Regions from separate parts of the Homo sapiens genome. Here region 1 is linked to region 2. The links are chromatin loops, found by intact Hi-C in ENCODE. Cell type or tissue: Caco-2. All regions are shown on one strand. Each heading gives the region's core, and the rest is flanking DNA. Links, peaks and the distances in the headings are about the cores only. Region 1 holds the start of LOC101928392 (a long non-coding RNA gene). Region 2 has its middle 150 kb from the start of CDH13.

Region 1 (16,211 bases), core at 5,562-13,561, 110 kb after region 2:
CCCTTAAGAAATAACTGAGGGAAAAGGGGAATGAAGATAGGGAAGGGAAATGCTGAGTAAAGATGTAATCACAGGTAAAGTCTAGTCTTGGCCTGATCCATGGGGGTATTCCTGCCTTAATTTGCCCCATGAAGTTGTCTTTGCTACTTGAAGCAAGGAGATTGCCAGTCATGAACTGTGGGCTGCCTCTGGTCAATGGCGTTTCCTTTGGATGAAACAGTTCTTGTCCTCCTAGGGCATATGATGGAAATGGAGAGCACCTGTGAGCTGTTAGCAGCCAGAGTTCATAGCAACTTCACTTGACTAGTAAAGGGGCCTGGGTGGGGTGCTCAGAGCATCTGCTACATTAACTTGTATGATCTCATAACAATCCTATGAGGAAGAAGTCATTATAATTATCATTTTACAGATGAGGCAACATCTTGGGTTGTGTGTCTCAGAGACAGATCCTGAGACTAGATTTATGTGGTTTATTTAAAAAAAGTGTTACCAATACTTTAGAACTTCTTACAGAAAATTCAAGCAGGTGTAAATGAAATCCTCTCTAACACATTCTATGAGAATAGCACTACCTTAATACCAAAACAAGATAAAGACATTACAAGAAAACTACAGACCCAGTATCTCTCATGAACAAAAACCCTCAACAGAATATTAGGAAATAAAATATAAAAATCTATAAAAAAAATACCACAACCAAGTAGAATTTATTGTAAGTATGCAAGGCTGGTTCAACATTCAAAAATCAATCATTGTAATCCATTATATCAATCGGTTAAAGAAGCAAAATTATATAATATCAACTGATACACAAAAAGCAGTTGACAAAATTCAACACCCATTTATAATAAAAAATTAAGCAAACTAGGAATAGAGGGGAACTTGTTCAACTAATAAAACATATATACAAATTATTTACAGCTGATATCATACTTAATGGTAAGAAATTGGACATTGTCCTTCAACAGAATAAGGCAAGAACGCCGTTGTTTACCACTCTTATTCAGCATTGTACTGAAAGTTATAGCTACTGCAATAAGACGAGAAAATGAAATAAAAGATATGCATGTTGAAAGGGAAAAATAAAGCTCTTTATTCACAGATGATCTGATTGTCTGAAAATCCCAAAGAATCCACGAAAAAGAAAAATCAGTCATGGGACTAATCAGTGACTATAGTAACGTTGTGAGATATAAGATTCATTTACAATAGCATTAAATTTTTTTAAATGAAGTGTTTAAATGTAAGTAAAATAAGTACAAGCTGTATACATGGAAAACTGTAAAACACTGATAAAAGAAATCAAAGAAGATCTAAATAGATTGAGATATATTGTGCGTTCACAGATTGGAAGACTATTTTTAAAATGTCAGTTCTTCCCAACATAACATGTATATTCAATGCAATCTCAATCAAATTCAAGCAACATATTTTGTAGACATTGACAAAGAATTCTAAAGTTTATTAGGAAAGGCAAAAGACCTAGAATAACCAATAGAATACTGAAAAAGAAATCAACAATTGCCAGGGGTTTGAGGGAAGGAGAAAGGGTTGTGTAAGTCAAGTTTGAAAGGTTTTTTACAGTAGTGAATCTATTCTATATGGTACATTAATGGTTGATATATGACGCTATGCATTCATTAAAATTCATAAGTTTATAGTATAAAGAATGATCTTTGGTGCACGCAAATGGAAATATTTAGGAAGTTGTAAGATTCCAAGATGAAATGTAGAATGTAACAAAAGAATCTAACTGTTTTACAAATGTATAAACCAACTTTACTGAAGGGGCTGAGAGAAAAAAGAGAGAAAAAGTTGCTGATCTAAGTAACTTTGAAACGAGTGGAGTCTGTAAGATTAAGTATATAAGCACTGTCCCCTAGTTGATAAAATTGTTTCCTATAGGAGTATGGGTTAACAACTCTGAAATCTCTATTCATAGATAGTGAAAATGTAAATCAGTGACAGATAGCAGAAGCCATCATTTCTCACTGTTGGTGCTGGAGGTTATAGACAAGCAAGGAAAGATGGCTAGAATGATTTATTAGATAGTGAATTAGAGTCAGAGACATTAGGGTGAACATACTTGGCTTAATATATAGATATGTGTATATATGTGTATACAGAGATTAGTGTATATACATACATGTACACATATGTATGCATACATATGTATGCAAGTATGTACACATGTATGCATGTATGTACATATATATGTATGCATATACATACGTACATACTGATATATATTTTTTAAAAATATGTTTTGGATGATCAGTTTTGAGGTATACTGCTCCATTATCTGGTAGAATGCTTCTCAGGTGGGGTTTGATAATCCAATATAACCTGTCAATATTGATCTGTCACTTGAGGGGTAATGACACCCCAGTAGCCATCTAACACGCAGATCTTGGCTTCTAATACAATTTTCAAATAAAAGTAACTAGGGCTCCTTGAAGAAATTGCTGATTCTAGGACTTGGATAGCATTACACAAATGAGCTTCACAGCTTCTTGTGCCAGAAAATAAGAAAGTGATGGAAATAAAAATGTAAAAACTGCACAATGATGGTGGTATGTTGAGGGGCACAGGATCCAGCTGAAAGAGTTCTCAATGGCCCCAGCTAGAACAATTTGTGCAAAAACTGGTGTACATTGTAGTATAGCCTGAAGTATATAGTAAATATGTATGAGTTTATGTTGATATAAACAAATGATTGAACAAATTAATAAATAGGAGACAAATCTCCCATGCAGAAGAATTCCAAATAATGTACATAGATACTTCACTTGCAAGGACGTGGATTATAATTCCCTACTCCCTAGGTGTGGGCTACAAGTAGTGACTTCCTTAAGAAGAGTACAGTATGGAGAGTGGGGAGGAGAGTAACTTTAGAGAGTGTATAGTCTTTACATATTGTAATGAAAATGACACTTTATTTCTGTGGTCTTCTTTTCTCAATTCCACACCTTTAGTTTAATTATGAGAAACATATTAGACAAATCTCAACTGAGGAGCATCCTACCGGATAATGGACCAGTATACCTCAAAACTGGTTATCCCTAATGAAGAAAGCCTGGGAAAATGTCATAGCGAAGAGGAGCCTAGGGAGGCTTGATAACTAAATGTCATGTGGGATCCTGGATGGACTCCTGTAGCAAAAAATGAACATTAGGTGAAAATTAAGGATATCAGAATAAAGTATGGCCTTTACTTAATAATTATCTATCAATATTGAGTCCATTATTGTGACAAATGTATCCTATTAATGAAATATGTGAATAATAGAGAAAACTGGATGTGGAGTATATGGAAATCTTGTAGTATCTTTGCAAATTTTTCTGTACATAAAACTACTCTAAAATGAAAACTTTATTATTATATTAAAAAAAAGAGAAAGTGTTTCCCGAGGAAATTGGTATGGGAGTGAAAGAAACAGAGTAGGGCAGGACAACAGGGTGAGATTTTGAGTGAAGACCCAGCCTCAGCCTGAACCTGTGCAGGAGCTCTGGAGGTAAATTGCACAGCAGACTTTATCCTGTCCATAGTTGAGGCTGTTGGACATTGATATTCCTGCACGAGTCACTGATCACAGATGCCGCTGGGGTCATAAACTCCTAGACTCTGTTTGTTTGAGCAAAGTGGCTCCAGAAGTCCATGGGTGATCTTCAGAAGAGAATAAGGTGAAAGCATGCTGAAGTGGGTGCACCATGGACACACCCAACTGATTAAGGGGATTATTCAAGGAGGTTTAGGCAGCACCTTCAGTATTCACTACCCTGAGCCACAGAGAAAATAACTCACTTACCAACAGTCACAGCACTGGCAGGTCACACAGCCAGAATTCACAGCTGGGCTACGTGGCCTAGAGCTGGCACCCAACACTACATGGTAGTATGCTGTCCTGAAGGCTCTGCAACTCTCACAAGGCTTGCAACTCTCAATGACATTGAGAATTACAATTCATGATTTCCTGCACTATTGAGGGTCTGGGAGATAACAGTGGATATGCGGATTATGTTCTGACCCAAGAAGTTCCCACAGAGAAATCTCTGAATACCATGCAAATCTAGGAGAAAAGATATTCTGTAAATATGTATTGAATGAATGCACATTTTTAGCAAAAAATTCAGTGGATCTTAACTAACGGTGACAAACTGGGCACTGACTTTTCAGGCTGGGGAAGAGAGAGAACTGATGGGGCTTAGCAGAATCATCATCACCATCAGAAATTGCCTCCAGCAAAAAAAGAGTCCTGTCTGACAAGCTGTGGCCATAAATGTCTATTTCCCGCATTGCCCCCAATACCAAAGGTCCACATATGTCCCATTAAACAATTTCCAAGTGACAGATCCCAGGACACCAGGCTGCCAGAAGAATCATTGCTAATGCAGGTTTTATAATCTCCACTCATGTAACATAATTGGATTAAGGCTGTTTCCCAAGGAAAGAAGCAAAATGGTGCTTAGTGTGGACAACTTTTCTTTACAAGCAAGCTGTGTGATAACAGAACAGAGATTACCATTCCTAACCACCTGCCACCATGAACCTGGAGGATGCTTATTGTAAAAATGCCTCTTTCCTCCACCAGGGTAAGGCAAAAAAGTCAGTGCTACTGTTAGTGGAATTTATTTATGGCTCACCTTGCTCTGTTGCTTTTGGTTTCTCGCCCCTCTGATTTCTGCTTCTGCTGCTGCTTTCTTGCTCTTATTTTGTCAAGAATCCAAAGTGTTCTGTTAGTTACCATGTGTTAGTCAGCCTATACAACAGGCTGCTGCTGTAACAATTAACTCTGACATCTCAGTGGATTAAGTAAAACAAGGCTTATCTCCCACATGAAGTGCCTTCTCACATCTTTCTAGTTATGTTGTCTGGAACACATGGTCTGCAAGAGAGGAGAAGGGTGTTAAGGCACACTAAGTCTTCATTACCTCAGCCTGAGAGATCCACATGTCACTTCCACTCCGAGTTCTTTGGCCCTATGTAGTTGCATGGCCCCCACCTGACTGCAAAGGAGTATTCAGTTCTTTGGTGAGTGTGCCAAATTTCTAGAAGCTTGAGATTACGTTTTTGTTCCTGATCGATTGTGTTTTGAAGATAATAAGGAAGTATGAGATAGAGGCTGGTATAATAAAGTCAACTCATAATTTGTAAAAATGTGTTGTCCATTATAATAGTAGCCATGTCTGGCTATTTCATCTTAAATGTACATGTAAATTACATTTTCAGTTTCTCAATTACATTAGCCATATTTCTATTGTTCAACAGCCCATGTGCCTAGTGACTATCATATTGGATAGTGCAACATGGGACATTTCCATAAGTACAGAGTTTTCTCAAGCATTCGAAAATATTTCAGAACATTCTAGAATGTTCTAGAGCAAGTGACTACTATATTATGACTCTAACAGAGGCTTTTAAGGAGTTTATCCAGGCTTCTGGCTTAAGGTTTTCTTTGGTGAAAATCAGCCTGATGTGCTTTAGTGATTCTGAAGCTGTGTTAGGAAGAGATCCATTCTGATTTTAACTGGTTTGCATGCTTTTATGTAAGATTTAGCTGAAACAATGGACTTCATGGGTGAGAAAAATTTGAAAATCACTAGAGGAATGTAAAGAGGCTAAGGGGGCATAAACATCTGAATTTAAATCCTTTTCCTTCCACTTATGAGCTATGAGATCTTGGAGAAGTTAACTGATGAGCAGATCCACAGATTTACCATCTCTAGAGACTGAGATGGAATGTCCACCTCACAGTGTTGTTACAAAGGTGACAGGATCCAATGTGTGAATGAACTGCGTGGATCCAGTGCTTTTTAGTAACAACTCAGGAAATGATAGATATCCTCATAATCATCACTGTAATTCTACAACGCTCATCAATAATTTAGAAGAAACTAATTGTGGGTGACATAAATCTAAGAATGATAGGAAACATGTAATTCGGCAAAACCAGATTCACAAAGATTATAAAAAGGATAAAATATTGTGCTTAGTTTAAGAAGAGGAAGTTTGGTAAGTATAAGCATAACATTTTACCCTGGAGTCCAGGAATGTAAGTACATAAGAATAAAATTGGAGACAATGTAGTCTAATGGCACCATATTGGAAGATAGTAATGTCACTGTTGTTCAATCCTGTAATACGGCTGTATCATGAAATATGAATGTCCTCACCTCTTTGCCTTAGCAAACCATACATGGATGAGGCTTTAAGTCTTGTTATTTTAGGAGAAGCCAAGAAAGCTGGAGCAGTTTTTCTTCTTTCAGAAAATATTTAACATCTCCTATGGTCCAAGATAGTCTATAGTACCAAACATCAAAAGATTGGCCATTACTCTCTGAGAGCCCACAGACTGCAGGAGAGATATATTGATCAAATAACCACCCAAATAAATATAAAATTAAAAATGTGATATGTGCCAGGACAGAAAGGTCCATGGTGTTCAAAGAACCTTTACTAGGAGAACTTTTTTTTCTATTCAGGGAGACCAGGGGAACTTTCCTTTGAAACTGAATATTCAGCTCAGACCCAGGTAGAATAGAGGTGACTTGGCAGAAGAGGAGGAGTTTCCAAGTCACAAGGACCACACTTGTAAACATGAGGTGAGAGAGAATGAGACGCATTGAGTGTAGAGGGAAAGGCTCCTGTTGAAGGAGAACACATCTTGGAACATAAGGTTCAGGGGAGGCAGGGGCCAGACCACAGGGGGCCATGTAGGCTATGCTATGATTTGGATCTTTATTCTAGAAGCAATGGTAAGCATTGATGGGATTTGTATAAGAAAGTAGTATGGTCCTATTTGCCCTTTCACAAGTTTACAAGACTACAAGATAATTACAAGTATATCTACTGACATGATGCATTGTATCGTTGATTTCCTATGGTTAATCCACCCTTGCTCTGAAAGAGTAAACCATATTTGGTTATAACAAATTTTTCTTTCCTTCTTTATTCATGCATCCATGTAACAAATACTCATTAAGTGCCTCCTACATCCCCAGCATTCTAGGTGCTAATTCACCCATGGGCAGATAAGGACCTTGCCCCTGTGGAACTTCCAGTCAGGGAGACAGACAACAAATATGTGCAAATAAATGTGAAGCAAAGCACAGCGTATTAAGTAAACAGGGAGCAAAAGAGAGGCTCTATTTCACATAGTCAGGGAAGGCATCTCCAAGGAAGTGACATTTGCACGTAGACATCTGAGTGATGGGAGGTAGGGCACCCCCAGGAACAGGCCCAGCTTCTTCGTCCCTCTAGGAGCTCCTCCATTCTCACAGACACATACTAATTGAATTTTCACATTTTCCGCTCTGTTCTTCCCTGCCTCCAAGGAGAACCTTAATTATGCTATTGAATATCTGGATTCCCATTGAGCTTCAGTAGTGAACTCAGCATTGTATCTTTCTCATCCTTTCCACCTGTCCTTCACTGCAGCTCCCTGACCTGGCTCTGCAAAACCCATGCTCTGCTCATTTCTTAAAGAATACAATTTTGAAAGGTGTGTTTTTCTTTGTCCCTATGCCCGTTATCCTTTTAAGTGTGTTCATTTTGTCATTCATTCATTTGGTCATTCTCTTATTCATTTGCTCAACACGTTATTTTGTTAGTGACCCCTTTGCTCTGGGTATTGTATTGGTGTGATCGTACTGGTCTTTCCTTAGAGGGTAAGGGATGTCTTCTCAAGGGACTGGGAAGAACACCCTACAGGTGTTGACTTCTTCGTCTCCAATGAGATCTTAGTGATGTGTCCATACACAAACACACTTTTCATGCTCAGCAGGCAGGTAGCTCTACTACAGCCCTCCTGCAGTGAGGAGGAAGCTTCTTCCTTCAACTTGGTTTCTCAGACTCTTTGCAGTTTTTCATTGTACAATGTGGGCATGAGAAACCACATTGCTACCAAAAGGACCTTTCCTCAGGTAGTGAAGTATCTTAAAATGAAACCTAATTATCATCACAGCACATGCCAGTGTTATTTTCTTAAAATGAATGGAGATAAGGAAGAGCAATTGATGGGGAAGGAGAAAGGGACCGCCCTGACCCTAGTTCTGGGTATCTCAGAAGGGTGTTCCTGGAGGTTGGCTTCCATTTCTTTCCTGAGAAGTGCAGGAATAAGGGCATGAAGTAAAATTTAACAGACTGAGGGGCTGGTGTGTTGCCTACCTTTGTGTGTGTTGGAGGGCATTTATGCTGTTATGAATGAAAGGGTAGTACATATGGTGTGTATTTCAAAAATTGTGCCTTTCCATCCATGCCTTTCATCAGTGCAGTTAGTAAAAATTTCCCCAGGATTTTTGTCATTTTTTTTTTCTGCAAGGGCCAGCTGCAGTCTGTTGTTTGTATCTTCAGGATTATTTCATAAAAATTTGGGAAGAGGCAGTCACAGCAGGCCCAGGTGTGTTGTCTCTATGTTCACCCAGAAGTGTCCGTAAAGGAAAAAACTCTAACAGAGTTCTTAAAATGGAATATGCTGTCTCCATGAGATCATATTTCCCATCTACGAAGGTGGTCAGGCATGAGCTGGGTCATCATTTGGCTGTGTGCTGAAGTAGTGATTCCAGATGTCTTGAGTCAGGCATAATAAGTTGGTTTTACCTTGTGTGCCCAGCCTGATGGATTGTTCCTGGCTGTTTGGGCTCAGTAGGATGAATGTCATGATCCATTAACAAGGTCTGTCCTGGATATGGAGAGTGGGGAGGATGGGGGCACACACACCATGTATTTGTCATCCCTAGGAAGGGAACTGAACTAGAGAATTGCAATGCACTGTGAACAATGAGAGTACCAAGATGAGTGGTCTCTGTATCTTCATCTAAATACTTCATGGGAACGTGATTAGCGATATTAGCCCGAGCAGTGCTTCAGGAAGGTCCAGAAATTAGGTGTAGTAGGAGCTCCAAAATAGACTATTTTAGAGGTGGGAGGATTGTAAGTTCACATTGGTGATATCTCTAGAAAGTCGATCACCTAGGAAGTCTGTTTCTTTCATTGGTGCCACTTGCTTGTCATTGAGTTTGTTGGTTTGTTGGTTGATTAATGTGTATTTTCATCATTTATTGAGCATTTACTATGTGCCATGTTCTGTGCTAGATTTTCAAGATAGAGATGGATCAAATGATGAACAACTCCTAACTTTATGCCTTCCAGAGTAATTGGGCCACTTGAAGGTATCTGCCTTGGACCTTAATTGATTTCGCTTGTCTAACATTTAGCCTTCTTCCTTTTCTTTTCTGGAAAAAAGCCCCTATATTTATTTCAGGAAATTTCTACCATTTTATGAAGCTCTTGTAGACAGCAGAATGCACACACTGTCCACCCTTTACTCCCACCCACTACAGGAGTGGGCACAGGGTCCAAGCTAGGCCGGTCACAGGACAAAGGCTGTGTCCAAAGGGATTGGCCATTATGGTGACGGTGTGGTCCTGGTTTCTGTACTTCTCTCAAGTCCCCTTTAGCTCAGTGAGTTACCAGTTTCCTCCAACTAAACCCCCTTGATTTTCTAAGCATGGCCTGACTTGGCTTCTGTGACTAGCAACCTCAAAACCCTGATTGGTTCCACACCTTTAGGTTGGTGTTAAGGTTAAAACTCTCGGGCCACAGTCAGATTTTCATAATCTGGAGGCTGTTTAACCTCTGACATAGCCATCTACTTCCTAACCCACAACTTTTGTCAAAACAAGTTGAGGAGCTGGCTAGTGGAGGAAGACAGATTACAGCAGGGTTTAAGTATCCTTGCCTTTCCTAACTTCTGAAGCACAGATGTAACAACACTGAATTCACTTCACCTTCCATTCCTGCTAGTGGTTAAGGAGGTGATGTTTTCTTCTCACGTTACGGAAAAGATATCTTTGGGGAGGTATAGCACAGAGTTTGCAAGCATGGACTTTGGCATCTGAAGTTGGCTTAGATTCCAGTTCTGCCACTTATGAGTTGGTAACTAGGGGCAAGGCACTTGACCTCTTTGGGTATCAGTTTTCTCAGTTATAAAATGGAGATAATAAACAGTCCCTACTCAGACAGAGTTGTAGATAAATAAGATAATGCATGCAAGGCATTTAGCCCCATGAAGTTGGACTGCAGTGATCTATTTAACGTGGATTTGTGTGTGTGTGTTCTTTAGATCCTAAAAACTTGAAGTTCCACTCAAGAGTCAGTTTTACCCTGTAGCCTTTTTTAAGATGCTTGTTAATATTTGAATTTGAGAACAAGAGAGACTGAAGGTGAAAACGATAATCCTATGACCTTCCCCACCCAAACGCCACACACAAGCCTATTCTAAACCCGTCTTTCTTCCTTAAGTGTGCCAATTACTTCAGAGTGTATTAATAGTGCCCTCTGCTGCCCAGAGCACCGCAGCTTAATGGGATCTCCTGGGGCAGATGAGCTGGGATGTAGGTCTGAGCTTTTGGTGCTTCCATCTCTGCCTGTCACCCTCAGACATATTCTCCTTCCAGTTCACAGCTCCATTTTCTCGCCTGCATTTCTAGCTAAGCTCTGAGTCATCGATCTCAACCTTTAATTCAAGTTTGTGCCTGGATCTGAACCAAACCATAGATAGATACTCATAAAGGTTGTGCAGATGAGAATGTGTGGTTGTTCTGCTTTTGATCAGCAGCAGGCTGAGATTGCTTCCAGGATAACGGGAGCCAAGTCTATTTTCTTAGGTTACAATGAAGGACTCAAGTCCTGCCTGGAGCTGGCTGAGTGATGAACTAAATTGGAGAAATGTGCCATGTGGCTCGCCGTGTTGATTAGTTGAGTTCACTTGAGTCCCCTTTTTGCAGCCAAGTGCATTCGTAACTTCCATAGCATGGTACTATAAATCTGCTGACTATTTCTGTGGTGGTTACTATTCCAGTTTGAAGAGAGGGGTGTGGAGAAACAGTAGTGAAAGCAGGAGTAAAGACTTCTGACAGATTGAGGCTCCACTTCAAACCATCTCATTTAGACCTCATACTTTTAGTGTCATTATAATAACTCCTCTAGCAAGACTGCAACATGGAGAAGTTGGTGATGAAATGATAAGTACCCAGAAAATCCTTGTACACCATGCCTGCAGAGTTCAGGCTAGACTCAGGGAGATGGTGAGATAATTCTTTGTCTTCTGCAATGGACTGTGTGCTTTGTGCATCCTGGCAAGTGGTTGGGATGGATTTGCCCCGAGCCAGTCACACTCTCTTTGCTTCCATTGTGACCACTGTCAGTTAGGTAGGTGCCTAGGATGGTATAATATGAGTCTCCTTAGTCAAAAGTCGAATTAATTTTTACCACATCAGAACTGGAGATCTTGGCATCCCAAAGTCATATATACCAAACACCTGAGCTAACCATCCAAGTTAAAAAGAAATGCCAAATCCATGATACTGTACATACTTTTCATTCCCATAATGTTATGTTTACTTCCACATAGCTACACGATATATTATAACACAGTAGGTATGAACATGAGCTCTGGAATCAGACAAACTGGATTTGAATCCCAGGTTTGAATCAGTTGCCTTCCCTTGCTTCCTCTTGATATTCTTATTGCCATAGCAGGAATACTCTGTCTATCCAACAGAGTTATTATAAGAATTCAAGCTGTGGCCAGGGACAGTGGCTCATGCCTGTAATTCCAGCACTTTGGGAGGCTGAGTCAGGTGGATCACTTGAGGTCAGGAGTTCGAGACCAGCCTAGCCAACGTAGTGAAACCCCATCTCTGCTAAAAAAATACAGACATTAGCCAGGTATAGTGGTGCATGCCTATAGTCCCAGTCATCGCAGCTACTTGGGAGGCTAAGATGGGAGAATCGCTTGAACCCGGGAGGTGGAGGGTGCAGTTTGAACCAAGATCATGCCACTGCACTCCAACCTGGGCAACAGAGTGAGACTCTGTCTCAATAATAATAATAATAATAATAATAAAAGTTGGTAACGCACACAGGCACTTTGCACAGGTAATGCACACAGGTCCTTTACACGATGCCTGGCAGAAACAATGTTAGCTGCTATATGTGATGCTGTCCTGGTAGAAAGGAGCTAGTTCACCCATTTCAGAAAAGGAAATAAGCAATGAGTCCGGAGAGCAGAGCTGAGTCACTCTCCTCTACTGCTGCCCCTCAAAAAGTTGTTCACCTGTACATTACTTGTTAGTCTTCAAGAATTTCCACATCTCATGTCATTATGCAAGTATCCAATCAGTATTTCCCAGACATGGAGATTTTTTAGCTCTATATATGTCTACATTGCAGATCAGTTTTAAGGATTAAATACAATATTGTGTGTGGGCACTTACACATATATAACTCTGGAGAACTTAAATAGAATTGTCAACTTATGCCAATTAAGGACATTCAAAGACAAACACCACACCACCATCTACTCTCTCCACTATTTCATAGAAGAATCTAAAATTACATGCAGTGTTGTGGATTTTTCATTTCTTTTTAACATGAGTGGTTAGCTCAGGTGTTTGAGATACATGCTTCCGGGATGCCAGGATCCTCAGTTCTATGTGAAAGAAGATAATTAGATTTTTTTCACTTAAGGGACACAGGCTGTGCCATCCGGGTACCTACCTAACTGACATTGGTTGCAATGATAATAGCATATCAAGAGTGTGTGACTGGAACACCAGAAAAAGATCAGCCTGCATGCTGAATAAATTTAGCTCTATGTCAGAACTAGAAATGTTGTCCATTTGCTGAGGATGGACAAAAATTTGATCTCTAACCAGATCTTGAGAATTGTTGGTATAGACCGTAGGAAACTGTCACCTTTCAGAACAATCCAAGGCTCCCAGCGACCTCCTCTGAGTGAATAGGATAGGAGGGTGAAGACAGACCCCTCAGGGCTCCTGTTCTGAAGATCATCCCAGACCAACAAGCTTTTCAGAGTGTTCAAGGATCAGGGAGCATGTGTGGTGGGATAGAGATGCATGAACTTGAGCCAAGCAATTCAAAGTGATTTGAAGAGAAATCCCGAGGCTTATGTGTCCTTCACTGTGGTGAGTAAGCAAGTGGCGCGCTGTCCCTGGAGACCAGCACCGATCAGTCATTGCACACCCTGAAGTGTGCTGAGGATCTCTCAGACTTGCCAAGGCTGACATGAGTCTGGTCTTAAGTGGAAAGGACATACCAGCCTCTGGGAAGAGGTGAGCTCTGGCAGAGAACGGTGAGGGAGGTGGGGGTCAGCTGCATCTCTAACCTTCTGTTTCTTTAGAGGGCGAGAGAGATAGGTGGCTTCCAAACAGAAAGGCCTGTGCACATCAGCGTGACAGCAGCCGGCTGGAGAGATGGGGTGCAGCCTGCCAGATTCAAAGGGGTGGCTCTCCCACCCCCCTTTGAATATAATTATCATTCCACTTGGAGATCTAGAAGGAATAAAACTAGGCCCTTGATCCACTGTCTAATGGATTGTGTGACTATCAAGAAACTGTGGCAGCCTGTGGAACGAGACAGACATGATCTGACTCCTGAAAGAACCACGTGTGAGTCATGTAGCCTGGGAGGGTTCACTTAATTACATAATGACCTGTCTCCATCCTCTTCATCTCTTACTGTCCTGTCCAGCACTGTCCAGCTTCTGACAGTTTCACCCGGGGAAATTTTGTGCAGTGTCTTCAGCATTCAGAAGCCATGAATATTAAGGAAGGTATGACTAGTTGAAGATATCAGTGAGGAGTGGGAAAGAAAACAAAAAGAATGACAATAGGGCCTTACTAATAAGGATCATAATTTTAAACCAGCCGCTATCCACATGTGGTGATGGAGCTGCTGAAATGAGGCCAGTGTGGCTGGTGTGTCCTGAGATGTGCTGCAAATGTAAAGTCCCCACTTGATTACAAACACTTAGGATGAAAAAAATGAATGTAACATATTTCATTAATAATTTCCTGCATGGATTACGTCTTGACATGTTGAAATAATAATATTTTGGATATATTGGGTTAGATAAAATTCATTTTTAAAGTTGATCTCCTCTGTTTGTTTTTATTTTCTTTTCATGTGACCATTAGAAAATTTAAGTTGTATGTGCAACACACATAATTGCAAGATGTTTATTATTCCATTAGGCAGTGCTGGTCTACAGACTTAGGAGTGGTAGAAGGGGATAAGGAGAAAAGGTCATGACAAGGAGAACCCTACTATTTGCCAGACGCTAGGCCCCTGCCCTGTGAGCCTCTTGGCAGCCCAAGTTGGGAACTACTGTATTTATTTTACTGTTTTACCGGTGAAGCTTCTGGAGAAGAAACTGTTTGCTCAGAGCCCAACATTGAATAAATGCTAAGTGATGATTCAAATTTGGGTGTTTGGACTCAGCAGTTCAATGTCTTAACTATTAATTATTGCCTTTGCCATAATTGGAGATGCTCAATAATGTATGCCTTGCCAAGTGATTTTGAGGATTAAATGCAATGTTGTAGGTGAACACTTAGCTTAATAAGAGCCTCGTAAGTAAGGATGGCTGCTATTAATGTAAAAATAATAATAATGAGGAGGAGAAAGTGGAGGAGATGGAGAAGAAGAAGAAGTAGGGAGGAAAAGAAGGGGAGGAGTAGAAGTGGGGAGGAGGAGAAAGAGGAGACAAGTTATTGCCATCACCAGCAATACGTGCCAGGTGCTATCTTGGGCACTTTACGTACATTATGTAATTTAATGCTCACAGCAAGCCTAGCCAATACTCACCCGCCCTTTCTGCCTCTAATTTTTTCTGGTATGAGCGTAGCAAAGTCCGCCTGACACTTGAATATTTACTTCCACTTCACGACTCTTCATCGTGGTCTGTTGGGTGCGTAGGAAGCTTCAGATGGCAAAGGGAGGTGCTGGCAGGGACTGGCAGCAAATGAGCAAACTACAGAGATGAGAGGGTGGGACAGAGCCTGCGTTTTGTAAGGGAAGAGTGGCTGCCCTAATTTTAGCTTCTGATTCACCCAAGGAAATTTTGAGCAGTGTCCCTAGCATCCAGAAACTGCGAATACTAAGGAAGGTCTGACCAGCGGCTGAAGATATCAGTGAGGAGTGGGAAAGAAAACAAGAAGAACGACAATGATACCTTACTAATAAGGATCATAATTTTAAACTAATTAAATGCCAATTGGAATGGAAGGTATTTTTCTTTAAGGAATTCTAGAAACTGATTTCATGCAATTGGCCTTGCCCCAAAAATAAGAGGAAGGAAAGCATACGTTAATTAGACTAAATAAAGAATGAAGCTCATGTGGGTTGTGGGGTACTTTAAATCACACAAAAGCCTTGAGAGATGTGAGGAAGGTGGTGTGTGTCTACCAGGGTCCTGGAAACTTCCAATAATAGAATTTATATCCGATCCTGGTCAAGACACACAAGGGCACAAAGTTAGTAAGTAAACCATCCCTACTACTCTATGCCACCTTTTATTAACCCAAAGCACAGAGCTTCTCACTCATGAAAGACCAAGACAGACTTCCCCATCCTCCAAAGGTGGTGGATAGCAAGGGACAACGTTTGCAGTCCGACTTCTTGCCAGGCCCAGGTCTAGCTGGATGTTTGCTATATGTCCTTGAATCTTCATGCTAACCCTCTGAAGTATTTATTTTTATCCCTCAATGTATAGGTGAGATTGAATTATTCTGCCAGGTCATTTAATTACAAGTTGGCAGAGTGCGAATCCTAAATTACGTTGATCTGACTCCCACATCCTTGCTGATTCTACCACGTCATGTGGCCTTCTCTTTCAATTCCACAGTCATGACTAGAGCTTTCTCCACCTACACCAATTGCATGAAGGGGGTCTGGCTGCTGGGACCTCCCAGGGTACAGAGCTGATTCACTTCAACCGGCATCCAGGGGCGTGCCTTGGAAAGCCAGGATGGAGGGGTAGTAGGAAATTGCTCTTTTGTTAAATGCAACTTGGGTTTATTTGGAAGCAGAAAAGAAAAAGAAAAAAAGAAAAAAAAAACGTTCTGAAAAAGAATCATGAGTTGCTCCATGTAATCTGTAAATTGAAATTAGATGGTTGTCAATAAATTCTTACTATATATATAAAATTCCATATATATGCATATATGTATTTGCTTATATAGATATATAGTTTGGGTTAATTTAATAATAATTTAATAATTTAACTTATATAATAATAATTTAATTTATTATATATAATATATACAATAATTTAATATATAACATATAATAATAATTTAATATGTTAATTTAATAATTACTTTAATAATAAATCATTATTAAATATA
Region 2 (16,211 bases), core at 3,288-11,287:
TGTCCAATCATGTCTTTAGGACCGCAGATCCTGAAACAGGAAGCTGAGTTTACTAGGGTCAGTCCACTAAACACACTGACCTCATGGTTGCAGACCCACCGAATACTTCCCTTCCAGTTTATGACAGCCCAGGCCCAAGTCCAGGGCCCCGAGCACCAGGCCCAGCAGGGCTGTCAGTGATTCCGGCTCAGGACATGCAGGGAACAGTTTTCTTTTCAGAGTGCTCCTTAATAATGCACATGACAGCCATCACAACGTCTCGCAAAGCCCAGTGACAACTCCCTGGATCGCTCTGTCATTACAGTAATCATTTGAATCAATAGTGTAGTAAAACTGCCATACGTTTACTTCACCCGGGAGATTAAGCAAACAATTATATGAAACATTCTGCAGAAAACCCAGCGCTCCAGATGCAGAGGGAGACTGTGCGCTCGTCCCCAACCAAATGCTCTTCCTTTAGTGCGTTTGTTTTTGCGGCTTTATCAACAGACTCTAAATTCTCACATTGAGAAAGAATAAACCTATACATTTGCCAGCTTTTTTATTCCAGCCTGGGGAACTCACCCTGTGTGAGTGAGGGAGTGAGTGAGAGGGTATGTGTTGTGTTTCTCAAACATCCCAGAATGTACAGTGCCTACATCACCACTCTAAACATAGCAGAAACTCAATAAAAGCCCACGGGCGGTGGCCGTGGCAGTCATGGTTTAAAATAATGACTATGGCGTGATTTCTGAGCATGACGGGTTTCTCCCGGTAATGAGGCTTTACATCTTTTGGCCTTCTCTTTTCTGCACATTGAGCCACACCACCAATTTAATGGATTTGAAACATCCATTGTGATGGTTTTATTTTCATCTTGGTCAGATGGACATGCAGCTGAGAGCATCTCAAGCACTGGAGGCAGCATTAACTTCTGGGGGCCAAGATTTCCTCTCTCTCCTTGTTATCTGGATGGTTTTCTAATGTACACTCGCCCAGTAGTTTGAACTTGGCCATAATTACAGTCTTATTATCCTCACCAGCTTTACTTATCTCATTATCTCCTCCCTCCTGTATTAGAGGTCAGTAGAACATCCCTTTTATTAGCCACTTAATCCTTCTATCTAGTAGTTCAACCCTGATTGATCCACTTAAGGTCCTTCTTTGTAGTTAACTTCACTGACATTTGAGATTCCCACCCCTTAAGTCCTTTCATTGCACACAAGCAGTCAGCTCTCTAGCTCAGGAGTTCATTATCATTAATTTTATTAGAAGGAAGTCAAGTTTCATCATTACTCAATGAGCACCACTTTTTTTTTATACTCCTCCCTCTCTACTTTTCTGGAGGTTGGCTCTTCTATCTTTGCATACTTTTTTGTACTCTTCTTTGGAAAATTTTAGTAGCAGCTTGTGGATATCTAAAAATGCCCATCTTCATAGGAAAGGACATGACCTAATGCCCAGGCGTAGACAGATTGACAGAACGTTGTTAACGTGTGTGCGTGACGAGACACGGGTGTGTACTGTAAGTGACCCATTTTATTGATTCACTCAGCAAATATTTATTATCACTCCTGTATTCACTGATAAAATGACTAAATCATCTCAAACCATCATTTTCTTCTACATCTAACCCTATGCAGCTTTTCCCTGGAGAATATGCTCACAGTTTGTCTTTGTTTTTAACGTCTAGACTGATGATGAATTTACAAGGTATATACCATTGTAGAACACATTCCATACTATTTATTTTTATCTATGTTATTATCTACAAAGATGCTTTTATAGCATTTTGATAGTTCTCTCATATTTTTTAACAATCACCACTGGAATTTCCCTGCCTAAGAATGCTGGGGTCTGGGCAAGGATAAGACAGATGTTTCCACCCTGGGCTACTTTTCAGTCTCAAGGGTTATTATAGACATCTGTGTAGCATGCCTTGGTTGGAGAGTGGAGGCACTGAGAGAATCTGAGAGATTAAGATCACTGTGTTTGAGCAATGAGGCATTCTGGAGTTATGGTCAAATACTGTCCTACTGAGAGAAATTCACAAGAGCCATCCCTGCCACCTTAGTCAAGCCCAGTCTACCCCATCAGCTAGAGTCAGTGTATTAGTCCGTTCTCACACTGCTAATAAAGACATACCCAGGCCAGGTGCAGTGGCTGACACCTGTAATCCCAGCACTTTGGGAGGCTGAGGCAGGTGGATCACGAGGTCAAGAGATTGAGACCATCCTGGCCAACGTGGTAGTAGAGACCCCGTCTCTACTAAAAATACAAAAATTAGCTGAGTGTGGTGGCACATGCCTGTAATCCCAGCTGCCCGGGAGACTGAGGCAGCAGAATCGCTTGAATCCGGGAGGCGGAGGTTGCAGTGAGTGGAGACTGCACCACTGCACTCCAGCCTGGCAGCAGAGTGAGACGGTCAAAAAAAAAAAAAAAAAAAAAAAAGAAAGAAAGAAAGAAAAGAAAAGAAAGACATATCCAAGACTAAGTAATATATAAAAAGGAGAGGTTTAATTGACTCACAGTTCTGCATGGCTGGGGAGGCCTCACAATCATGGGGGAAGGCAAAGGAGGAGCAAAGTCACAGCTTACATGGCAGCAGGCAAGATAGTGTGTGCAGGGGATCTCCCCTTTATGAAACCATCAGATCTCATGAGACTTATTCACTATCAAGATGACAGCACAGGAAAGACTCACCCCACGATTCAAGTACCTCTCACTTGGCCCCGACCATGACACATGGGAATTATGGGAGCTACAATCAAGATGAGATTTGGGTGGGGACATAGAGCCAAACCATATCAGTCGGGAAGAGTGAGATTGTAGTTTCTGGACGTTCTGCTAAACTAATTATCCCAGCTACTCCTATGAAGGTAGTAGGTCATGTGTGGCATTATAGGATTATTAGGGAGAGTGGATTCTCCAGCAATGCCAATAAAGATGCCCCAGCCATGGCAGTACCAATATCAGAGGCATTCAGGGATATAGAATTACTTTGAGACCTCAAGCCACATGGTTCTTCATTTGGATGCTGGCCTCTATTAGTGTATTAGAGTTCCCTGGAGTGTTTGTTAAAACACAAGACTGCGGAGCCTCAGCCCAGGAGCTCCTTGGGGTGGGGCCTGAGAATTCAATTTCCTAACAAGTTCCCAGGTGATGTTGATGCTGCTGAACCCAGGACCATACTCTGAGAATCACTGGCCTGTACTTACCCTGTCCTCTGTTTCTTTGGAGATCTTACAAATTTCCTTGTGAGTTGGGGACATAACCAGAAGAATATGCCTTTTGTGGGGGAAAATGTTTTCTCTTTAACTTCAGTTATTTCAAACATAAAAAATTATAAACTAAACACTGCTGGCCATCCCTCTTTTTTAAAAACAAAACAAAACAAAAAAAACAGGTGTCTAGCTCTGTCACCCAGGCTGGAGTGCAGTGGCGTGATCTCAGCTCATTGCAGCCTCTACTTACCAGGCTCAAGTGATCCTCCCACCTCAGCCTCCCAAGTAGCTGGGACTATAGGTGTGTGCCACCATGCCTGGCTAATTTTTTTTATTTTTTATTTTTGTAGAGATGGGGGGCCACTATGTTGCCCAGGCTGGTCTCCAACTCTTGGGCTCAAGCAATTCACCTGCCTGATCCTCCCAAAATGCTGGGAATACTGTAGTGAGTCACTGTGCTGGGCCCCAACCCTCATATTTAACAAATGTTAGCAGTTTGTCATATTTCCATAATAATAGCTATTGTTTATGTAAGTGATTTATGTGGTATAATTTATTTACCTCTCACATAACTGCATGAGAGAGGTGCTCTTATTATCCCCATTTTACAGGCTCAGAGATACTTAAAGTCACTTGCCCAAGGCCTGGCAGCTAGCAAGCAGGAGCCCAGATGTGAGCCCAAGAAGTCTGGCTTTGGGGAATCTGTGCTCCTCACTACCAAAGCACACTGCCTCCAGATTTTAGTTCATTCTTTTCTTCTTTATAAAAGGTAAAAACATTCAGATTCAGACAAAGTTTTATCTGTATCCTACCCATGACCCCACTTTCACTTATACAGGTGCCAATTCTCCCGAAGTCGGTTGAATTTTGAGGGGAAGGTTTTGGGGATCATCTTTGGGTTCTTTAATACTAGAAGTTACCATTTTCTGTATGAGCTTGGCCATTTTGGCTATGGAGAAAGGCAAAAAGGACTTCAGTGGGAAGATTGATGCCTTCAACAGCTCCCTCCTTGTAACCGCCCAGTGGGTTCTCTTTACCCGCTTCCTAGACAGAGCCAATTTATCAAGACAAGGGGATTGCAGTGGAGAAAGGGTAACTCATGTACAGCCGGCTGTGCATGAGATCAGGTTTCATTATTACTCAAATTAGACTCCCTGAGCATTTGGGGATCAGAATTTTTAACGATCATTTGGTGGGTAGGGTCTTGGGAAGTGGGGAGTGCTGATTGGTCAGGTTGGAGATGGCATCATAGGGGATCGAAGTGAGTTTTTCTTGCTGTCTACTGTTCCTGCCTGGGATGGCAGAACAGTTGAGCCATACTACTACGGGTCTGGCTGGTGTCAGCTGATCCATCCAGTGCAGGGTCTGCAAAATATCTCAAGCACTGATCTCAGATTTTACAAGAGTGATGTTATCCCCAGGAGCAATTTGGGGAGGTTCAGACTCTTGGAGCCAGAGGCTGAATGACCCCTAAACTGAAATTTCTAATCTTGTAGCTAATTTGTTAGTCCTGCAAAGGCACACTGGTCCCCAGGCAAGAAGGGGTTCTTTTCAGGAAAGGGCTGTTATCAATTTTGTTTCAGAGTCAAACCATGAACTGAATTGTCCCCCAAAGTTAGTTTGGCCTACACCCAGGAATGAACAAGGACAGCTTAAAGGTTAGAAGCAAGATGGAGTCGATTAGGTCTAATCTCTTTCACTGTCATAATTTCCTCAGTTATAATTTTTGCAAAGATGGTTTCATTCACACCCAGAGACAAAGCTGAGTGTCCTACAGAATGTGGCAGCCCCGCTCTGCCAGTCTCTGTTCCAGGGCTTCAGGCGGTCTCTCCAAGCTCTGATTTATTCCTCCTCACTGGCTGGCTCCACTTAACTCTCAGGCTACTGACCTTGGCCTCAACACTGGCATCTCCCTTGATCTCTGGATACCTCACTTATTCATTTACTAACAAACATTTATTGAGCATCTACTATATGTCAGGTGCTCTCTTAGGCCCTGACAATGTAGCAGTGAGTGAATCAGAAACAAAAATCCCTACCCTCAGGGTACTTGCACTCCAGCTTCCTTCTAGTTCTCTCTCCCTTGCTGTTTCTCAGACTTTTCTAAGCTCCATGTTCTGCAGTCTAATGAGTAGGCTGCTGTCCTCTTAAGCCCAGCCCTGGTTCTTTTATCCTGGCCTCCACTTCTCCAGAAAGAGCCAGAGTATAAACACTTATCTAAGCATGAAGGCAGGCATGAGCCTCAGACTTTATAAAAAGCTGAGGGTTTTCGCAACATTGGTGTGAAAGGAAAATATCCTGGGTCCTTTCAAGTTGGGAACTGCTCAGGGCAAATCAGACTCCCATCCTATTCAAAGTCATCCCTCTGCTCACAGAGATAGATGCATATTCTGACTGCTTCCTTTGGAAAGACTTATCAGAAACTCAGTGCAACCATTTGTCTCTCACCTACCTGTGACCTGGAAGGCCTCAGCGGGGGGCCTTGCTTTGAGTTGTCTCTGCCTTTCTGGACTGAACTAATGTACTTCTTACATATATTGATTGATGTCTCATGTCTCCCTAAAATGTATAAAACCAAGCTGTGCCCGACCACCTTGGGCATGTCCTCAGGACTTCTTGAGGCTGTGTCACAGGCGCGTCCTTAACCTTGGCAAAATAAACTTTCTAAATTAACTGAGGCCTGTCTCAGATTTTCTGGGTTCACACTGGGTAGAAGCAGAATCACAGGTGGAAGTCCGAAAGATAGGAGAGGAGCTGCCCAGGCACAGGCGGGGCAGGAGAGTGAGGAGCCCCTTGCTCTCTTTTGGCTCATCATGGTCTGTGGTACTTCCCAAGACTCCTGCACAGCATCCCCAGATGTCACATGGTTTTGCAACTGTCACTGCGCATGGCGCATGCTACTGAGATGGGCACTTTGGGTTGGAGCTCTGCCTATTGAAGTGCCAAAGCACTGGGGACTGGGAAAAACTGCTTGCTAATTGCCCCTCAGTCCCAGGTCTCAGTTCTCATGCTTCTGAGGGCTGAGGTAGAGCCTGCATTTAGTTATTTGTTTTTTCCTCCGTTTGCCCGACTTCTGGGCTGCTCATTTTGTCACGGTGTTCTTTTGTTGTTATATTTGTCAGGACTTATTTTCTTTGAAGGAAAAGGGCTTCAACCCACATATTATGAGAAATTGGCTCTGACATGTATTTCTATTTCTTTTCCAAAGAAATTTCCCTATACATTTTCTCAAAGTGTCATTAAACTCTAATAGGCTTCCCCCAATACCCCCGCCCCCGAACCAAGCCTGATTTAACCGAGCATTTTCTGAAACAAGGTGACTCTTATTTAAGGATTCTAAATGTATTCCAGTTCTTGGCAGTCTTAAGCACACAGCTGAATGCATGTTAAGTCTAGCATGGATAATTACACCAGCTGTGACCTTTTAGAAACATGTATTTGGACTAAAGTGGTGTTTAGTCACTTTTGATTGACTTAGGTTTTACTTGGTTTATGTTTGGTAAACTTCAAATATTTGCTTCCGTATAAGCTGGTTAAACTCCCAAAGAGCACTGTGTGTGGTCTGCTGCGTTGAAGGCCCCCTCTGTGATGTCAGTGACACAATGACACTACATGTGCTTGTATGCATGTGCGTGCACACACACACACACACACACACGTGCATACACAATTAGAGGCAGGCGGAGTGGCTGATGACATTTGGAAGTAATGTAGCATGACACTGCCACTCATGGGTGTGAAGTCCAAAAGGGCACTGACTGTCAGGAGACAAACAGGAGCTGTGATTGCTTTAAGATCATTCCCATGCAGTTGTCGAAGCGGCGGGAGAGAGCACTTGGGAAAGAGCTGCTCACCCATTATTCTCAGCAGCCTAAGGTGACCTTGGACAGCCTCTTAACCTCTGAGCAGTGAGCGTGTGGGCATGGCCTGTCTTCCAGGGCCTTGCAGTTCCGTGCAGCCTTGGTGATAAAACAACCCCTCAGATGTGGTGCAAACACAAAGACAAGGGGACAAGTGCCCCTCCTCCTCCCCTTCCCCTTCTGTTTCTCCTTCTCCTTTCCCTCTTCTCCCTCACTTCCCCTACCCCTGCTTCTCTCCTTCTGTTTCTCCTTCTCCTCTCCCCCGCCTCCTGGATTTCCCCTTTTTGTGTGGTTCTCAAGCATTGGAAATTCCAAAGTAGCCAGAAAAGGGGCCACTAGACTGCCTTTTTCTGCTAGCTCTGTGAGCCTAACCCCGTTTCAACAAAGCCTCCATAGCTCTTATTTCTGAATAACTGAAAGATTGAGAAGCTTATTCTAGATGAGGTTGAAGGCAGCCATGCAACAAAGTACATCTGGACAGTCCCACTTAAGAGCCATTTCTCGCCATGCAGGAACTGACCTGCTGTGGTCTCAGCACTAACAGAAGCCTGGGGTTGCAAAGCGGACCATGCAGCTGAAGGTCTCTGAGCCATTGACCTCAGCTTTGTCACATGGCTTGAGTTAAGGTGAAGAAGGTCTGCTCTCTGGGGTTCGGCTATCAGCCTTAATGACAATCTTTAAGTCAGCAATTCCTGGTAGCAAGAGTCACCCAGGCAAACCTTCCTGGCATCCAACATCAGCCTCCGCTTGCCTCTGCTTGACCTTGATTCCAGCTCTGGTGTTTTATGCTGGCCCTGCTTAGGTTTTCGTTTTGTAACTTGTTTGGCCTATATTTACCCTATGTTCTATGTTTCTTTGGAGGTATGAAAAATAATCACATACCATACAATTTAAGCATTTAAAGAGCATAACTCAATAGTTTGTTTAGTGTGTACTCGGAATTGTGTAACAATCCCTACGACCAATTTAGAATCTTTTCATAACCCTCAAGAGAAATCTCTTACCGTTAACTACCACCCCATAATACCCTCATCCTTTTCCCCCAGCCCTGGGGAATAACTAATCTGCTTTCTGTCTCGATAGATTTGCCTTTTCTGGATATGTCATATAAATAGGATCATATAATATGTGGCCTTTTGCGACTGGCTTCTTTCACTTAGTGTAATGCTTTTCTGGTTCATCCATGTCGTAGCATGTACCAGTACTTTATTCTTTTTTGCAGCTGAATAATATTCCATTTTCTAAATACATCAGATTGTTTTTTTTTAAAAAAAAATCCATTATTTTAGGGTCAGGGGTACACGTACAAGTTTGTTATATAGGTAAACTCGTGTCAGTGGGGTTTGTTGTAAAGATTATTTTGTCATTCAGGTACTAAGCCCAGTACCCAACAGTTATTTTTTCTGATCCTCTCCCTTTTCCCACCCTCAAGTAGGTCTCAGTGCCTGTTGGTCCCTTCTTTGTACCTATGCGTTCTCATCATAGTTCCCATGTATAAGTGACAACACGCAGGATATACCAGATTTTATTTATCTATTCATTTGTTGATGGACAATTAGGTTGTTGTTACTTTTCAACTATTATAAACGGTGCTGCTATGAACATTTGTGTATATATTTTTGTGTGGCTGTGTTTTCATTTCTCTTGGGTACAGACCTAATAGTGCAGTTGCTGGGCCATAGGGTAACTCTATGTTTAACTTTTTGAGGAGCTGCCACAGTATTTTCTAAAGTGGCTGAACCGTTTGACAATCCCATCAGCAATGTGAGGGGTCCATTTTTTCCACATCCTTGCTAATACTTCTCATTGTCTGTCTTAATCACAGCCATCTTAGTGGCCGTGGAGTGGTGTCTCATTGGGACATGATTGGAATTTGAGCATCCCTTGAAATTTGAATTTTCATGTGGACAGCGCCCAGGCCTCCTTTGTCTGGCACCCCATCTCTCTACATCTTGCCCAGTGCCCAGCTCATAGTAGTAAATGCTCAAGTCCTGTGTGGATTAGATGAAGGATGTGGTTTTCCATATTTGCTGTTCCCAGTGACACTCTATCTGGGCTCCTGCCTCAGAAGTAGGATTTTTTGCTTTCTATCCCTGATCTCCTTTTACCATCTGAATACCCACCCTAACTTTTGGCTTCACATTTCTGCGTAAAGATGACCATTCCTTCCTTGAAGTCCAAGTGAGCTCAGTTATTTAGGAGAGAGTATGCTTCAAATGTCCCTAATGCTCCACAAAAGCCCAGTAAAGCTCTCACATGAGTTCTTCTAGCTCAGTGCCTGGCCCACAGATGTTGCCAAGAAATGCTGCCTTCCTTCTTCTCTATTGCTTGTGTATTGTTTCCTGTAGCTGCAGTAACATTACCACAGGCTGTTGGTGGCTTAAAACAGCCTAAATGTATTACCTTACAGGTATCTAGGTCAGAAATCCAAAATGAGTCTCACTGGACTAAAATCAAGATGTTGGCAGGGCTTTGTTCCTTCTGGAGGCTCTAGGAGAGAGTCTGTTTCCTTTCCTTCTTCCCCTTCAAGAAGCTACTGAGATTCCTTGGCTTGTGGCCCCTTCCTCCATCTTGAAAGCCAGCAGCATTATGTCTCATAGATCCTGCTTTTGTAGTCACATCTCCTCTGATGCTCTTTCTCTTCCACTTTTAAGGACCCTTGTGATTACATTAGGTTCACCCAGACAACCCAAGATAATCTCTTAGTTTAAGATCTGCTGATTAGCAACCTTAATTCCATTTGCAGCCTTAATTCTCCTCTGCCATATAACATCATATATTCACAGGTTCTTAGGATTCATATGTGAACATCTTTAGGAGGTATTTTCTGTATGGCACCTAACTTTCCTTTTTTCTTCCTCACTCTCCTTCCTTCCCTCCCTTTCTTCCTTCCCACCTGCACCACTACATTTTAATAGGGGAAGAAACTGAACAGACTGTCACTTTACCAAGCATGCAGGCAGGTCAGTGGCAGTTCCAGGGTAATTACTGAAATGCCAAAGGCAGTAGAAGCTGTCTGTCAAAATCGGCCTTGTAACTTGTAGGTCTTTCAGGGTATATATTTTAATGGGACTTTAACTTCACAAGGTTTATTTCTTTGAGAATATTATGAATTTGCAAATTATAGAATGCAATTCCTTCATCCTTTAATCAGAACCATTCAAAAGGCATGTTATTCAGGCATCATACACAAAGAGGATAAATTACTGGGTGGCAGAATTGCATCCTGGAATTGGGAAGAAAGCAGAGGGAAGAGCCCGAGGCAGAGAGTCCTTTAGTACTGTGAACTTCACTCCAGCCCCTGAGTGGAGGCTGACGGGATCCTCAGGGAAAGGGCTTAGGACTGGGATAAACCTGGAGAAACAAAATCTGGAAGGTGAATGGGAGAAGGGAATGGGAAGATAATGGAGTCACAAAGCAATCTAAACTTTTTAAAATTTTTCCATAAACACATTTGAATGATGACAGATGAAAGTAATTTTATTCATTCAACTACTCTTTACTTGGGATGTGCAGTTTGCATATGTGATGGGTGTGGGGCAAGAAGATTGTGAAGGCAAAAAACACAAGACAATACCCTTATTTTAAATGAGTGAATACTAACATGATCGCACCCTCGTGCGCCACAGTGCCTGCAAGGGCATGATGATGTCATGCGTCGTGTGTGCTTCTACTTTCCTGGCCATCCAGTACCCAATTCCTCCTCCAGGTTTTGAGTATTGGTGGCACTTGGTACCCTGCCTTCTAATATAGAAGCTACAGTAGGGAGATTCTCTGGAAGCAGAGTGCCCTAGGCTTGGTCATTCAGGATTGAATGGGGCCTGCAAAAAGCGACAGTGAGGATTCATTGATGCCAGCTGCAGCAGAACCTGGTAGCAAAGTAGTGACATCTTGGTCGGGCCTGTGTGTCAGAAGATGCTGCCTCTTGGTCCTCTGAGACTCTCTTCGTTCTTGACCATTTTCTAAGTTGGGTTCTCCATCTTCTCATCCATCTTGTGAACCCCAATTCCTCCTTTAAATGATGTCTCTGCTTAACATAGCAAAATCTGTTTTCTGTTGCTTGCAACTTAGAACGCTGGCAGGTATCACTGTTTATTAATCAGGAGAAAACAAACTTAGTGGTAGCTGATAATGCAGCCACTATCCTGGAACTCCAGGCATTAGGGCTTAGGGACCAGCATTTCCCTCTGCCAGGAAGGGGCTTCTTATCTCCCTTTCTTTCTTCCCTAACACTTCTCCAGTTCACTGATAGAACATCCAGCACATTAACCCATAATTTTAGTAAATATTAAATATATCAAGGGCCTGTTTTGGGTCAGGTGACTGCTGCAGGTAAAACAGTGTGCATACCTTTGTTTTGGTCCCCACCACCCCCTTACCTCCCATCGGCTGCTGACACCTTAGTCATAGACCCCTGCCAGCCTCTGCATCCTCAGCAGCCTCAGCTTCCCTTTCACATCAGAAAACTCAGCTGGGGGCCTGAAAAAGAATAACCACAAGCCTCAGGTAGACCCAGGCTGGTTTCCTTCCCAACGCCACCCTCAGATTCATTATTAAATGATGCTGTGGACTCCAGGGAGCCCATGTCTCTAAACGCCACCTGATTTCCTCAGAAATGCACCTGGCCACCTAGGAGTAGGTAGGTGGAACTAGAAATCAGAAAATGATTGTTTCCCTAGTCTGAAGAAAGCACCCCACAGTGTGATTTTCTCAAGAGAAAGTGCTTGCTATGTGCCCTGAGTGTTTTAAGGCAGGCTGGCTGTTTTTGGAAGCCACCCACTTTCCTTCATTTTTGTCTTCACTACCCTAATCTGAACAACCACCCTCTTGCATGACATTCTGCAATTATCCCTACCTGAAAGCCCCCTCTCCACATCCCATCAACAGCCAGAATGTTTCCAAAGTGGAAACCAGCTATGAGGAATCCCTGTCCCCACTCTGGTAAATGTTCCCCATGACTCCTAGATGGAGCTACAAGGAGCATCAGTACCTTTCACCTGCAGGGCATGAGGGTCAGGTACTTACCCACTAGTCTGGTCTGAGTCCTACTTTTCTCTGCTCTTGGGAAGTGCTTCCTTCTCCCTCCTCCCTCCTTCTCCTCCTCTGCAGTTATATCTCTGGTCAGTTCCCAAATCTCTTTACAACAGGCTCTCATCCCACTTACCCTAGTGTTGATTTTATTTGTGTGGATGTGGTTCTTCCATTAACTTGCATCTCCCCTGTGAGCCGCATGAGGACAGGGAGGTTCTGTCTCATTTTTCTGCCCTTCTAACAGAAAATTCGAACTATGGGCCTACATTTACCCTTCCTCCTACTCTAATAACTGAGCCATGAATTTTCTCAGAGCAGCAACATGCTCAGCTTTCTGAGAGACCACATTTCTTAGCGTCTTTTGCAGCTAAATGGGACCAGGTGAGGAAGTTCAGGATGTAAATTACAGCCTGGAGCACATGGCAAGTCCACCTGACGGGAAATGACTCCAGTGGAAGAAGGCCCTTTTGTCTTTTTCACTGCTTGGGCTGTCGACATGATGGCTAAAACTTGAGCACCCATCATTATGATATAGGAGTTAAGAAGAAATTACTTAGGCAGATAGTGGGGGTATGAGAATCCTCAGTAAGGTTTTCCTTTTAAGGAAAAGCAGCCCCAACTCATTTTCATTTCTAGCAAAGAGCAGCCTGTAGAATAGAGCTGCAGACATAGATGCCAGCAATTGTGCCAGTCATGTTCAAAATGGCAGCACCATCTTCCCTTCTCTTTCTCATCCACGTGTACAGTAAGGAACAGACAAGATGGCACTGGTCAACGGGAGAGTTCATTTGCATAATAAGTTTAGGGTGGGGCAGCCAGCCTTCCTCAAGTGCTATGTAAATGTCATACCTGATCGAACCAACCTGTGAACCCTATGTAAATCAGACATTGCCTCCTCAAACCTGACTGTAAAATCTGGCGCATCCGCCACCCACCAGTCCTTTCTGCTTGGAGACTCCTCTCTCTCCATAGAGAGAACTGTTTCTCTTTCTCTTCTCTTCTGCCTATTAAACCTCCACTCCTAAACTCCTCATGTGTGTCTGTGTCCTAAGTTTTTCCGGTGTGAGGCAACGAACCCCAGGGTATATACCTCAGACAATGTAGCCACTTTAATTAAACCATGAAGTGAAGCTGTAGGTTGATGGAGCATCAAGATACAAGGAAGCTGAGTCCCTGATGACCATGGAGTTCCCCATCAAATCTGGACGGCTTGACTTGAGGCTTTTTAAAAAATCATTTTCATTGTTTCTTCACCATACAAAATGTATTCAAATCACATCCATTTGAAGTGGTAAGATCATAGCTAGAGAAAAAGTTACCTTGTAAGAAATTTATTTATAAAACACTTCATGAGAGTTTTTTCTTTTATATTTCATTATCTTCCCTGATTAAAGGAGCATACAACACAAAGCTAAACTTATTAGTATTTTGCCTACTCTTAGTTTAGAGAGAAATAATTTTCTTATTTAAAATTATGCACCCAATAGGGGAAAAAAAATCTCATAACGTGACAATTGTCCTCTGAATTCCTCTCTGTATGAGTCTGTTTTTATACGGCTATAAAGAATTGCCCAAGGCTGGGTAATTTAAAAAGGAAAGAGGTTTAATTGACTCACAGTTCAGCATGGCTAGAGAGGCCTCAGGAAACTTACAATCATGGCAGAAGGCAATGGGGAAGCAAGCACCTTTTTCACAAGGTGGCAGGAGGGTGAAGCGCCGAGCAAAGGGGGAAGAGCCCCTTATAAAATCATCAGATCTCATGAGAACTCACTCACTATCTTAAGTCAATTAAACTACTGTGAGAACAGCATGGGGGTAACCACCCTCATGACCCAATCACCTCCCACCCAGTCTTTCCTTTGCATGTGGGGATTATGGGAATTACAATTCTAGGTGAGATTCAGGTGCAGACACAAAACCTAGCCATATCACTCTTTAAGCATCTTTCTTCAAATTTCTCCTCTTATACGTGCCAGTTGTCATGTACAAACTTAGTTCGTACTTCCTTTTCCCAGAAAGGCAAGGTTTTAAATACTCCAGCTTCATGTACAGATCTACTTTATGTACATTCATACTTAAAATAGAAGTAAAAAAAGAGAACTGCAACCAATCATAAAAACAAAATACAATCTCAAAAAAAAAAAAAAAAAATACAAACCCACTAGAAAATAGCCTGGCAGTGTTTAAACACTAATTGCTATTTTTGTAGAAAATTGTTAGATAATAAAATGTGAGTAGACTACATACCAATGTAAATAAATCCATTGCTCTGCACAGCTGGTAGGAGTAAACACACATCTCACACTGTTTGACAGCTCACGTGTTATAATTTACATGGTTTATACTCTCAGGGTCATTCTATCATAATTCCCAACTACTAACTTTTAGCCATTTCATATGTGATCTGTAAGAGCAACAACTCCACAGTATGGACACTTACTGCACATTTAGTACTTAAAGTAATACAAATACTGTAGTACTACCCACTTTGCATGCCAGACGATATGATAAAAATAAAATGACAAATGCAAGCAGAATCTGGAATGGAGCATCTAACTAATGGGCATTTGTTAAGCATATTTGCTGGGAATATCTTTTGCATAAAGGAACTTTTGAGACTTACTAGGCTTCCTCTGATTTTCAAAACAATACATTGGGAATTTCATTACCAAAAGATTTAATGAGACATTAAATAAAACACACAACAGCTGATCCAGGTGAACTCATTCATTAAACTTTGGAAAAAGTCTGTTTTGTGCAGCTGGCAAAGAGAATGACACAAAGCTGGAAGAAGAAACAGCTAACCAGATGAGGTCAATATGGAAAATGAGGAAAAGCTGGGCATAAAATGTTTCCAATACAGGGAAGAAAACCCCACAGTGCATTTTCAGGGGGCACTTAATACAAAAGTCTCCCTCCCTTCCCACTCTGGTGTTTCATCTCAGACCACCCCAATATTTTGTACAAGTCTAGTGTGTGTGAGCGGAGGTAGGTGAGGATGGAGGCTGAAGCAAAAGGAAGATAATCCTATGTTTGGGTTTTTTCCCAAACATCTGCCCAGGCATACCTGCCCAAATTGTTTAAAGTGCTGGTACTATTGTTTTGATCCCACCAGCCCTTGGCCTGTTGTGTGAATCTATCTGTAGCAAACTGCTGGGGCTGCTTCTCTTTTGTTGTTGCTGTTGTTGTTTTCCCTTAATAGATATTTTCAATTCCATTAACCACACATTAATCTGGTGTCTACTATGTGCCTAGCATGGTTTCTGACACAAAATATTTCAGTCTAACAATTCCTTTTGTGTTTTCTTTTTATGAAATTCCTCCTACCATTCCCACAGGGAATGGATCATCTGGGGAATGGATCTTGAGGTGCTACAGAGCAAAACTAGACAGATTTCCAGTGACAGACATCCATTATCACCTCCCAGTGGGAAGGTTATTCTTGGGATGTTACTTGTAGGATTTTCAGCTGACATGAAACCTCCCAGTTGGGAGACTTTCCTGAACAGTAAATCAGGGGACACCCTGGCATGACATTAATTCATTTTCTAGGCTCTGACTTCCCTTGGTTCCACATACTCCACAGATGAAGAAGAAACTGTCCTGGCCAGGACTATTGCAGCTATCAAGACAGTTGTAGCCCCTCTTCCTACTAGCTTAAGTGAATGCTATTACAGTCTCATGGACTTGGGACACGTTTATCCTTAGAAGATTCTCATTTGCCCCCATCCTGAGACTTTCCCCAGAGTACAGTATAGAAGGATCCTTTCTGCTGTCATAGGGGCCTGAGAAGTTCAAGGATAAAGGGATCCCTACCTGCTGCTCCGTGGTACTGCTCTCTCATCTGACATCATTCTCTTTTCAAATGGGTCCTTCTAATGAGGGAACTCTAGAACTCCCCTCCAGAGAAAGGAGCGAGATGGGACAAAACTTCTCTCAAAGGCTGCTAAAACCTAGATCACTGAGGCTTCACTCTGTGCCTAGCACGGGGGCAGAGGTGGGAAGAGTAAGCAGGGCGTGGACCCCATGGAGCTCAGGGTTAAAGGGAATTTAGATGGAAAAAAAGAGAGACTGATGTTGGAGGGGGGGGCCGTGGGATACCTGGGGGAACCAGAGG

The links. Hi-C counts contacts between places; a loop is a spot of excess contacts. Peaks named below come from ENCODE experiments on the same cell type or tissue, not always from the same donor. Only the 100,000 strongest peaks of a DNase experiment are listed, where the experiment ranks them.
Region 1: it touches region 2 in a loop (6-fold over the local background); 3 of 110 quality-filtered maps call a loop at or near these places.

The regions. Positions count from the first base shown.
Region 1 is chr16:82,570,147-82,586,357 of GRCh38, forward strand. It overlaps LOC101928392 (a long non-coding RNA gene), which reads right to left and starts at 5,303. Exons shown (of 3, transcript NR_188569.1): 1 at 5,003-5,303; 2 at 4,644-4,885. In Caco-2, for the core only: a CTCF peak has its summit at 10,323 (motif pointing left); a DNase peak (open chromatin) is centred at 10,330.
Region 2 is chr16:82,464,095-82,480,305 of GRCh38, forward strand. No RefSeq gene overlaps it. Among named protein-coding and RNA genes, the nearest start is that of CDH13, 150 kb to the right of the region's middle. In Caco-2, for the core only: no CTCF peak of the experiment used is centred there; a DNase peak (open chromatin) is centred at 6,937.